Linked DNA regions of Mus musculus: region 1 is linked to region 2. The links are chromatin loops, found by intact Hi-C in ENCODE. Cell type or tissue: heart. All regions are shown on one strand. Links, peaks and the distances in the headings refer to the core of each region. The heading gives the core; the rest is flanking DNA.

Evidence for each region. Hi-C counts contacts between places; a loop is a spot of excess contacts. Peaks named below come from ENCODE experiments on the same cell type or tissue, not always from the same donor. Only the 100,000 strongest peaks of a DNase experiment are listed, where the experiment ranks them.
Region 1: it touches region 2 in a loop (6-fold over the local background); 2 of 42 quality-filtered maps call a loop at or near these places.

The regions. Positions count from the first base shown.
Region 1 is chr15:95,830,700-95,836,733 of GRCm38, forward strand. The region is part of intron 1 of Ano6 (anoctamin 6); the gene reads left to right. Among named protein-coding and RNA genes, the nearest start is that of Gm17546, 3.6 kb to the left of the region's middle. In heart, for the core only: no CTCF peak of the experiment used is centred there; DNase peaks (open chromatin) are centred at 5,482 and 5,592; H3K27ac peaks cover 528 bases.
Region 2 is chr15:95,903,791-95,909,824 of GRCm38, forward strand. All of the region lies in intron 3 of Ano6 (anoctamin 6), which reads left to right. Gm41389 (a long non-coding RNA gene) reads right to left here. Exons shown (of 2, transcript XR_875611.2): 1 at 3,560-6,034; 2 at 1-761. Among named protein-coding and RNA genes, the nearest start is that of Gm41389, 5.1 kb to the right of the region's middle. In heart, for the core only: no CTCF peak of the experiment used is centred there; DNase peaks (open chromatin) are centred at 2,701 and 3,751.

The sequences.
Region 1 (6,034 bases), core at 681-5,680, 73 kb before region 2:
GGTCTGGGTAAGATTCCCCTGGTTGTGTTTGAACAGCACTTGTATGTAGGTCTCCCCTCACGTGGCCGGTTCTGGAGAAAAGCCCATAACGTTCTTGTGTACTGTGTAACTTGATGGTACGTGTTTGTTAGCTCCGAGGCACCACTTGTTCAATTGCACTGCCCTAAGTTTTGGTCCACATGGGTTGCTAAAAGTAATGAGATGCTATATAGGAGCACTAAGTGTATTTCCTGTGGCCCACTGCATTATGGGTCAGGATCCCTCTGGGGGGAAATGTTCTGCAAGGCAATGTTAATGTTGGCATGATTGAAAACAGGATTTTGGTGACCTCGGATGTTGCTCAGGGTGCTTTGAATGGCATGCTGCTGTCAGGGTGCTGGTGTGAGGATGTCTGATGGAAATACTATTTCATGGAACCGTGCTTTAAATCATCTTTGTGTTCATGCTGAAGATGTAATTGTGAGTGGTCACAAGCCAAATAGCTGAATTAAATTTTTTGGCTCCGTAGATTTTTTTAAATGACAAAAAAAAAAAAAATCGTGTCTTTCGCTGTCATCCTAGATGTTTAGAGTCATGGTTTTCACGGGGAAAGCATTGCCAGCTCCGTGTGCTTGTGTTTCCTTGTTGTGGCTCTGTAGCCTATAGGTTGCCGTGTGGCTCAGTGTAAATATCACACAAAGAAATAGCTGTCTTTGGTGGAAGATTCAGAGCTGAACTTCCTTGGAACCAGGGCCACTAACTGGGCAGTGTTGCGGGTAGACGCAAGGATGTTAAGGTGTTGAGGAACAATGGCCAAAATGTGTAGAACTACTTTGCCATCTATATAAACATGTTTCACAGATTCGTGGCTAGCAAGGGCTGCCACATCCCTGGGAGGTGTGGAAGCAAAACCATCACACATGAGGGAAATAAAATATTTTTGTTCGATTGTCTTCTGAGATGGATGTCATGTCCCTGTGTCTGAAGGATGTCCTTAAATACTTGAGTTTCCTGTCCCCTACCTCCACAGTACTAGATCATGAGTGTGGGCCATCCCACCTCGCTCCCACTGTAAGACGTTTCCATAGTATTTCATTTTACTATAGTGTACAAAATGTATTTTGCATCACTTTAAAAAAATATCTAGAAAAGTTTCTACCAGTTTTTTTTTTCATATTTTTGGATGAAAAATATTTAACAGGCCAGAAAAAGCCTATCAGTGAGCAACTGTTCCTGTCAGAACTTCAGAGGCATGGCCGTATATTCTAGAATAAAAAGGAAGAGAACACTTAATGTTCTAAACCTATAAGGAACACGGTTCCCACCTAGGTCACACCGATGACCATGTGTAACTGCCCTGCCATTTAGGACTCAAGTTTTACAAGTACGTACACACACACACACACACACACACACACACACACACACACACCACATGGGAACAGTTAGAACTGGAATTTAAACCCAAGTCTTTCTGATTTTTAAGTCCTGTGTCTTTGGCCCTGTGATGAGGCCTCCAAATGAGACTACTTATTAACTTTGAGCATTTACTATGTTGGAAGAAGAGCGCTTGCTTCAGTGTCTTAGAACTTCTATTAAGCAATTGGTAAGTTGGTGAGACGACGATTGTGAGGTGTGGAGAAAAGCGAACACATGTATACCTCCATGGGAATGTGAATTGCTGCGCCATTATGAAAAACAGCATGGTGGGTCAAGGAAAGGTTAAGAGTAGAACTTCCGCACTATCAGACAGTCGTAGTATATACCCAGAGGAAATGAAGTCAAGATCTGCATTTCCACATGCATTGAAGGATTATTTGCAGTAGCTTAAATATGGAAATACCCATCTGTTAATGATAAATGGATTAAGAAATTATGGGATATGTATGTATGTGTGTACATACTCACTTATGTGTGTGTATGTATGTACATGCCTGTGACTATTATGGGGTATGTATTTGTGTGTACATGCCTATGAGTATTATGGGATATATATGTGTGTATGTACATGCCTATGACTATTATGGAATATATATTCATGTCTGTATGTGTGTGTATGACTATTATGGGATATGTATGTGTGTGTGTACATGCCTATGAGTATTATGGGGATATGTATGCATGTGTGTATGTATGTGTATATATGCACATGCCTATTAGTGTTATTCAGCCGTATAAAAAAGGAATTGTGCCATTTGTGATAGCATGTATGAGTCTGAAGGACATTGTGCTAAATAAATAAGGCAGAAAGGAAAGCCAAATACTGTTTATATGTGGAATCTGAAAATGTCAAACTCACTGAAGCAGAGCGCTGAACCGTGGTTGTCAGGCCCTGGAGGAGGGGGAATGGGCAGGTACCATCAGCTGGTTCTTAAAGTTGAGGTGAGTGAGTTCTAGGGGTGCGGTGCCCAGCAGGGTGGGAGGTGGTATATGTGCTAATGAACTTGACTGCAGTGATCGACCCAGGATGTATATGTGCAGCGAAGCCTTATGGTCCGTGAATGGGTTCGGTCTGTGCCAGTTGCATATTTTAAAAGGACCACCTGTGGTTTAAAGTCATGGGTTTAGAAATTTGTGATTTTATTCTCAGATGTGTTTGATTTGGAGGAATTGGATGAGCAAAATGGTTGGTGATCTGTGCTTCATCGTTGAGAACTGGGATTTGAGAACCCCACCTCTCCTGTGTCTCTGCATCAGCCAAATGAGACATTCTAGCTTCATTGCATTCCTTTCTTCCCACAGGCCCTGAGCTAGAAAAACACAGCAGCCGGATAAAACAGTTCTGCCCCGTGCTCACAAACCTTGTTTTCTCTGCCAGGACATTGTCTGCTTCCAGCGTGGGAAGCTTGCCCATCAGAGCCTTTTTTGGTTCACAGGTGGGTCCCAGGGTTTCCTGGTTGCTCTCCAGGAGACCTCTTACTAAGCTTGGCGGGATGGGACGTCCTTGAGGGTCACTATTCGGGATCCTTAGGTCATCGGAGGAGGATGAGCAAAATGGTCGGTGGTTTGTGCTTCATCGTTGAGAACTGGGGTTTGAGAACCCCACCTCTCCTGTGTCCCGTGTTCTAGATGAGCACTCTGAGACAGAGTCCTGTGCCCCTGCACAGCGAGTCACAGTGGCCCGTGAGTGGAATCCCGGGGTTTTCTTCTGTCTCTTTTCTACAATGCTTTATTTCCCTAGCTTGGGAATGCTACTTGGATTGGATGGATGCTACTTCCTTGAAACTCACTCAGGGCTCACTTCCTTCTTGTAATTACTTCCCAATTTGTCTTCCCAGTTCCTGCTGTCTATTTTCTGGTCCTTTGATAGCATTTCCTTCTTTGTAGGATGTTGGAATGGTGACTTTATTTTTTTTTTCCTGCTATGGTTTTGCGCCCCATTTTCTCTGCATATTCTTCTGTGCCCAGGGCTTTGATATAACACTTTTGAACTGTTTTGAGCTTCAAACACTCCATTTGCCTGCTTCTCCAAGAACGAAGTCTAGATTTGCTTCATGTGTCCCTGACTCTATCCTGCCTCCTATTCTGGTACCTTCTCTGTCTGTGGACGGACAGTGTTACCTCCTCCCCATCTCCAGAGTTGAAATACTACCTACATGAGGTGGGAACCGGTCCGGGTTTCTCCTTTGATATCTTTTTCTTTTTTCTTTTTGGATATCTTATTTATTTACATTTCAAATGTTATTCCCTTTCCCAGTTTCCACTCCTCAAACCCCCATCCCATCGCCTTCCCTCTGCTTCTGTGAGGGTGCCCCCCCCCCGATCGCCCTAGCATTCCCCTTCACTGGGGCATCAACCCTTCACAGGTCCAAGGGCCTCCCCTTCCACTGATGCCATCCTCTGTTACATGTGCAGCTGGAGCCATGGGTCCCACCATGTGTACTCTTTTGGTACCTTCATTCCTTCCAGAACCTGAGTTCTCCTTTCAAAATGATCTTGACTTTGTCTTCTCTGTCTCCACTTCAGTCAACCTTGTTAGCTGCCCCCAACAGTAGTCTACTGGCTGGTGTGCGATGCCCACTCTTGCATCAGGCAGCTCTGTGATGCTGGGGTACTCTGCTCTTGTCTGCCTCGCAGAATGCGTTTCATTGGAGTCCATCTGGATTCCTCTACTTCAGCTTGTTCCTCTTCTCTGCCTTCCTTTGGGGTCATATTGGCTGGGTATTGAGAGGTGTATTTGAGGGTGGCCTCTTTTCTCTTTTATGTTCTTTCAGTCTTGGTGACTGACCCCAAGGCATTGTCGTGAGCACACCCAAACCTTTTCTGCGATTGCACCATCGGTCTCCCCTCCTCCCCTAAAGCTTTTCTTTTTCCCCACAGTCAACTTCTGTCCCATTCTTTCAGGTTTCAGATGTCGTTCCTTTCCCCACCCTGCCCCAAATAGTTACCTGAGATATAGTCTGACATAGCAACCTGTTAATGTCCTTCTTTTCTCTAAGCAGAGTGAGTTCCCACAAAGGAACATCTTATGGTTGGTACACTGATACATCTTTTGCATGTAGCGTAGGGTCCGGCATATTGTAGGTACTGGCTCTCATGAGATGTTTGAAGTGAGCATGCACTCTCTCTCTCTTTATTTTCTTAGGCTTGATGATTGACCCCAGAGTGTACGTCTGCTTGTCAAGTGCTCTACCAATGAACTCTTTCTTCCTTTTTGTAAAAACGTGTTTGTTTATTTGTTCTGTGTGTGAATATGTATATACCTACATGAGTTTATGTGTACTGTGTCCTGAAGGACAAAAGAGGGCATCTGCTTCCCCTAGAATTAGAGTTACAGGCAGTTGTGAGCTGTCAGGGGGTATCAGGTGTGCCTTTCTAATCCACACACTGACACTGTAACTTATCTGTTTCTCAGGTTTAGGCACCATCCTTTGGTGCCAGCATTTAGTTTGCTTTCATCCCCTCCTGCCCCTTGCTTCTCAGTTCTCATTTTTTTGCCAGCTGTAATCATATTGTAATTGTACTGTAATTTGGATGAGATCAATATCCAGTGTTTACTTTATTGCAACTGTGGAATCTTCTCCACAGATGAACCGTTTAATATAGTTTGATTTACTTTTGCCTCTCATGGTTAGGTTGCACGGCCAATATTGACTTTTTTTTCATTGTTAATCTTTGATATAGTTATGAATAATTCAACCTCAAATTCTATACCAGTTGTAAATCTCTCTTCGATATAACCAGCCACACAGGGATTCTGTCAAGGTCATCTTTGGAGGAAGAGCCTCTGGAACCTTCCATTGCTCTCAGGGCAGAGAATGGTTTCCACTTAGCACCTTCCTGCCAGCTCCTTTAGGCTCTGTCTTGTAGGAGGGCCTTGCTATGTGTTGTCTTTCCTGTTGGTTGAGTGTTCCATGGACACATTTCCCAGGGCCTCACAGAGGAAGGCTGGAGTTGCAGAGATGGAAGAGACACGTCTGAAAATGCCTTCCTCTTCCTGGATTTTAACTGATGACCTTGCACTCAAGGATGTTTCTCCAGCTAGTTCTTGACAAGTTCTATGCATCAGACTCTGATCTTCTGTATATAAACCCTTTCCTCTGGGATTTTGTGGGCTTTTCTTTTTGAGTCCTGATTTAGATCCTGTTAACATGTGGAAACATTAGCAGATCCTTCGCTCTGGCCGGCCTTTCCTTTTCTTTTTTTAACTGTTGTCCTTGGCTGACCTGGAACTCACTGACTATGTAGACCAATGGTTCCCACGCTTCCCAGGGCTGTGACCTTTTCATATATTCCTCATGTTGTGCTGACCCCCCAGCCAGACATCATTTTTGTTGCTACTTCATGACTCTCTTGTTGCTACAGTTAAAATTGTAATGTAAATATCTGATACTCTACCCTGGGAAAGGGTCAGTCAGACCCCAAAGGGGCTGAGGACCACAGGGTGAGACCCCCATATAGACCATGCTGTCCTTGAACTCCCAGCAATCGGCCTGCCTCCCAAGTGCTGGGATTAAAGGTGTGCACCACCACGCCTGACCACTTTTTTTGGGGGGGGGGGAGAAAGTTTAATTTGGGGAGCAAAATAGCCTTTAATTCTAGAAAGAAAAAAAAA
Region 2 (6,034 bases), core at 621-5,620:
GGACAGAAGGCGTCTTTAATTATGTCAGTCTGTCCTTTGCAGCTTTAATCTCTGAATTCTTTATTTCCCTGACAGCTTCATTAGTCTCACGAAGGTGGTATAAATAAATTGCGTTTCTGGAGGGTGGGTGGGAGCTGCCCTCTCCCTTCACTTTTTGCTGTGAGCCTACTCTCCCGGATGGTGAGAGACGCGTGTGTGCTTGTTCTCACGAGGGACACATCGTGACAATGAGTAGCCACTTTGTCTTTACTGGAATTCTGTATGTAAGGAAGGTGGATCTCGTTGCCTTGCTGATGGATTTGGCTTCCATAGAGATGTAGGAATTCACAGGGCAACTTACTTTAATGACTTGATTAAAAAAAAAAAGACTGTAAGTCTAATTTTTTTTCCTGGCAAATACAAATCGGAGAGCATAGTGAACGGTTAGATTTCATATGTAAGATTTCCCAGCGAGCCCCTGAGATGAATTTCTGTTAAACCTATGTCTTCAGATAATCATTTATTCAACAAATATTTACTGAGCATTGGCTGTGCCAGTCACTATGCAATATTAATTGTCTTTGGTCTTAACGTAGAAGACATTCCGCACTAGTGTTTCAGTTGTCAAGAGCGGTTACTGACGCAGTGTGCGTTCGTTCTACTGAGAAGTGCAGATGACGGTTTCACAGGCTGACTTCAGAAGCCTTTGAAGTGAGCGGCCCCTTCCCGCTTCTCGCCTGTTTGACAAATAGAGTACACACTCGTGCCTTCGCTTCCGTTGCCTGACACAAGGAGTAAAAGTGGTTAGATCAATTTTTAAAATATGCCACTGGTTCTTTGAGAATTGGCATAGGATCTGTCTTGTTAAAGCGACACCAGGTTTATTAGCGTGTTCAAGCAAACGTAAATGCCCTGTCCTTGAGTCAACTGCTGAGGTATTTATTATGCTTTGTGGGGAGGCATTTAAAGGCAACTCCAAGCTCCACCAACTATGTGAAGACAAGGCAGGTAAATATCTTGTGAGCTCTTTGTAAAGAACCAAATAAGGACAAAAACAAGATAAATTAGTGCAACCTTCCTGGAGGGCAGCATGGCTGTATGTGGTGAAGGACTTTGAATCACACTTGATCGAACAGTTCTACTTCTGGGATTTTGCCCAGAGGAAGTAACAAAAGGTGCATGAAGACTATTTCATAAGGATTTTTATAACAGGGAAGAATTAAAAACAATCTAAATATCTAATGCTTTGAGGTTGGCTAAATAAAATTAGCCCATCTCCTCTGAGAGAATATTATTAAGGCATTTAAATGAGATGGAAGGATGCTTTTATGTTTTCTGCATCTGTGATGGGCCCATGGGCAACACTATCTCGTGGCCTTGGGGCACTCAGACGGGAGGCAGAAGAGTTGAGGATACATCATTTCCCCAAGAGGATGGAAAGAATACACACTTATTAGATATCAAAGACGTAGTTCAAAGATCAAGATCAGGATGGCCACAAAAGCACAGAAGGCAGAGGACCAGGTCACTGAAGGTTAAGATCTGTTCGAAGTATGTCTGTAGAATGGCCCAGGTACCTCAGTGGAGGGACCGGGCTCATTGGGTGTACAGTGTAGAGGCAGAGTGGATGGTTAGTTACTGCCAGTCTTTTCAGATTTCTGGCATTGGAGAGGAGAGGTGATATTCTTGACGTCCTGAAGAATATCAGTGACTGGGTACCAGGTGTCATGTGTTACACTGAATCCCATTAGTCATATTAATCTTTAACCCTAGAGTGAAGCGATTTCTCCACTGACTCAAGAGATAAAAACAGTGAGCGATGATCCTGATCTCAAATTATCACCTAGCATCACAGACGTGGTAGGTGGGAGAGCTAAGATTTGAATCTTGCCCCAAACCCAGGGATAAAGAGAAATCCAAATTATGAGAGCCGAAGGGGTGTGTGTGTGTGGTAGAATTGCATCTAAGAGGAGCGGGCCTGTGAAACTAGTGAGGAGGTGTAGCCGCCATTCAGAACATCTGTGGGAAAATGGACCACATCTGGTTTGCTACATTCAATATATAATACCCGTGACTGGTGCAGTGGACAGTGCAGTTTGTTTGGTTGTATCTGATGAGAGAACAGCCCAGCTCTCAGAACCTTATTGTTAAACTCTCTGGCATGTCTATGAGCCTCCACTGCCCTGCTCTCTCTGATATTGGGGTACTCCAAGATAAAACTCTACCTCTCCTCCTCCACCATATCTTGCAATACCCACATGAAGGAAGCCAGTTGTTACACTGTAGCATTCCAACAGGCCAGTTGATCTCTGCATAGCAGGGAGCCATTAATCTAGAGTGCGCTCAGTTTATTCATTCATCAAACATTTATGGTGTGCATACTATTTTACAGGCCTATATTAAGTACTGATGATACTGATAATAAAACATCAACATCTCTAGGGGCAGGAGTGGTAATAAAAGTCCAGAGGACCATGGGAGATGTGATGGTCATAGAAAGGAAAGCATTTGAATTGATTTGTGGCCAACCAGTAAGGACAGTGAGAAAACAGAAGGCGTTTCCCGGGAAGCTCAAGACATGGGTGGATTTCAGCTGCCATGAAGAGAGATGGTAGCAGCAGTTAATGGGCGGGGAGGAAGAAACCTGTGGGTGTGCAGTGAGTGGCCACCATTGTCTCGATGAGGAAGGAGCCTAGCCCACAGAGAATAGGGTTCTGCTGGTTAGGTGCCAAGCAAGAGGGGAAGCTCCCTAGTTCACGGCTGGTGGCCAGAAAGGAAACAGCTGAACATTGTTATGGGTCTAACTGTAGTGGAGGAGGGGATTTGTAACAGAGCCAATCACTGTTGATTTGTTTTCTACCCGTATTTAAGTATTAAAACACTCCTTAAACTATGGGAGATGACCCACCTCTGGCTGACTCCACAGCTGTCCCTAAGACCTAGATACTTGAGCCTGAGTCTTCACACATGTTAGATTTTTGAACTGAAATACCTCCCACACACACATACCAGCTCATGTTCCCTGGCTTGTAGAGGTGTTTTAGAAAGCTGTGGAACTCTCAGAAAGTTAGGACATGGCTGGCAGAGGGAGGGTCACGAGGGACAGGATCTTGCAGGTCGTGCTCACCTTTGGTTCTGGTCTGCACTTCCTATCCACTGCCATATAAACAGGCCACTACTACACACTCCCACCCCCAGAAGCACCAGCATGCCTTCACTGTTTAACTCTCCTTCCTCCCTTAAGTTATTTCTGCTGAGTTTTGTCACACTGACAGAAAAGGAACTAGTTAAACATTGGTTGAAATCCCCACCACCACTAGGGTAGCCAACAGCTTCCTGTTAAGTCTCTGGAGTTGGCATCCATCGCATCTCTCCACAGTAAGTTCTTCCTCAAGTGGCAACACATGGTTTCCAATTCAGGGTGTCATAGTTAGGGATTCTGTTGCTGCAATGAACACCATGACTAAATTTAATTTTTTCAAATCCTATTTTTAATGATGGTCCTTAAATGCTTTAACCTCCCTTGTAGCCCACCACCCACCAGAGGTCATGGGAAAGAAAGGGTGCGGGGGAAGTGGACCTGTTTAGAAAGGTTCGTTGGAGCAGCTCCCGTCTGCGTCGTCTGGAAATTGGCAGTTCAGTTCACAGGTCAGCAGCAGCAGCTTGATCGGATCGCAAACGCTTCACAGATACACCAGCAGTCCAGTTAGGTAGAGTCGGGATAGCGAACACAAATCAGCAGTGATTGTGGTACTGCCTAGCAACGACAGCTAAGCCTCAGCCTTGGCAGGAGTCAGCAGGAGGGACCAGGGCCAACAGGAACACCAGGAAAAGTTCTTGGCTGTGCCTCTCTCAGCAAAGTGAAGATCAGCAAAGATGCAAGACCCACAAGCATTGCACAGCTAGCTCAATAAGCAAGCCAAGGTCAGCCTCCATCACTGTTCATTGAGTCCTTTTTACATTCCCTCCAAACATCATGGGCTTCCCTCAGCACTTGCATCTGTCTCAGCTGACATCACTCTGCCAATCAGTCTACGTCCTTGAAAACGGCAAGAAGCTGTGGCACACCAGGTGTTTGCCCCAGCAAAATACCATTCAATACAACTGACTTTCCAAAGAAAACTCAATTTTCCACTTCCATACCCCAGCAACTGAGGGAGATGGTGGTGGGAACAGAAAGTGGGAAACCTAGAAGCAAGAACTGATGCAGAGCCATGGAGGATACTGCCTGCTTACTGGCTTGTTCTTCATAGCTTATTCTGACTACTATCTTATTGAACCCAGGACTGTCTGTCCAAGTATGGCCCCACCCGCAGTGGGTGGGGCCCTTCCACATCAATTATCAACCAAGGAAATGCCCTACAGATTTGCCTTACAAGCAATCTACTGGGAGCATATTCTCAGTTGAGGGCCCCTCTCTCATATGATTGTAACTTGTGTTAACTTGGAAGAAGAAGAAGAGGTGAAAGAGGAGTAAAAGAAGGAAGGAGGAGGAAGAAGAAGAAGGAGGAGGAGAAGGAGAAGAGGGAGGAGGAAGAGGAAAAAGAAGCTCACAACAACTGCAATAACAAAAGAACCCCTCAGGACACAGGGTCTGGAGTATTGCTGAACTTGACCAGTCACTAGGGCAGTGCTTTTCAACCTGTGGGTTGCAACCCCTTTGGGAATTGAATGACCCTTTCACAGAGGTCGCATATCAGATATTTACATCACAATTCAAAACAGCAAAATTACAGTTATGAAGTAGCAATGAAATAATTTTATGGTTGGAGTCACCACAACACGAGAAACTGTATTGAAGGGTCACAGCATTGGGAAGGTTGAGAGCCACTGAACTAGGGAGAGGAAGAACAGGTACGCATGCCTACTGTAGTGGATACAGGTTCTGCAATGACCTGAAATGCTGGATGTCCAACAGGCACCTGCTGCATTGCCTAGAAACATGTAAGCGTTTCTGCCTTAATGTGGGAGAAAGTCTGAGGTCATGGACAGTTTCTCTGTAGATCTTCTATTGCACACATGGAAAACTATTCTTTGTGTTTTGAGAAGTTTGTAAATTCCCTGAAAAAAAAATAACAGAACCTTAGTAAGCATTTATATAAGAAGCTAATAAATGCAGAGTGCAGTGCTCGCCCCTCATCTGTGAGGGGAGCCCACCACCCCAAGGGATGTCCCAAGTCTTAGTACCAAATACCAAACTCTGCACACATGTGCATGCGTGCACACACTCACAGGTGACACACACACACACACACACACACAGACACAGATGACAGACTCCACATAATGCTTTCTCACTAACTTCCTCATATCCTGTGGCTCTCACATCTGTGGTGTGAATTAGTATGAATTTCAGCAAACTAGCATGAATTTCTCTCCCTTTCACAATTTCATGGAAGATTCATTCTCACCACACATCTTAGCAACTCCAGCCTGTTATTTTCTTGGTATAGTTAAGACTTTCCGGGGGCTGGAGAGATGGCTCAGTGGTTAAGAGCACTGACTACTCTTCCAAAGGTCCTGAGTTCAATTCCCAGCAACCACATGGTGGCTCACAACCATTTGTAATGAGATCTGACGCCCTCTTCTGAAGTGTCTGAAGACAGCTACAGTGTACTCACATATAATAAAAATAAATAAATCTTTAAAAAAAAAGAATTCCCATCTTTTTATACACACACACACACACACACACACACACAAGGGGTTAGAGAGGCTGACTGACTGACTGACTGACTGACGTGCCTGTGCTCAAACCATGCCCTTGAGAGTGACAGACCCCCTTCAAACGAGGCCACGCCTCTTAACCCTTCCCAAACAGTTCTATGAATTGGGAACCAAACATTCAAATATATGTACCTATGAGGGCCGTTCTCATTCCAGCTCTACATAATCCAAATGGCTGTCTTCACTGGTAAAGAAGTGGTCAGGAATAAGGTCTCATTGCCCTAAGAGAACAAACCTGAGCATTAGACTCTAGATGAAGAAATACTGTGGAGATAAGAGTTATTCCCCAAGGTGAGCTGGAAATAAGACAGGCCATGGGTAGAAAAGA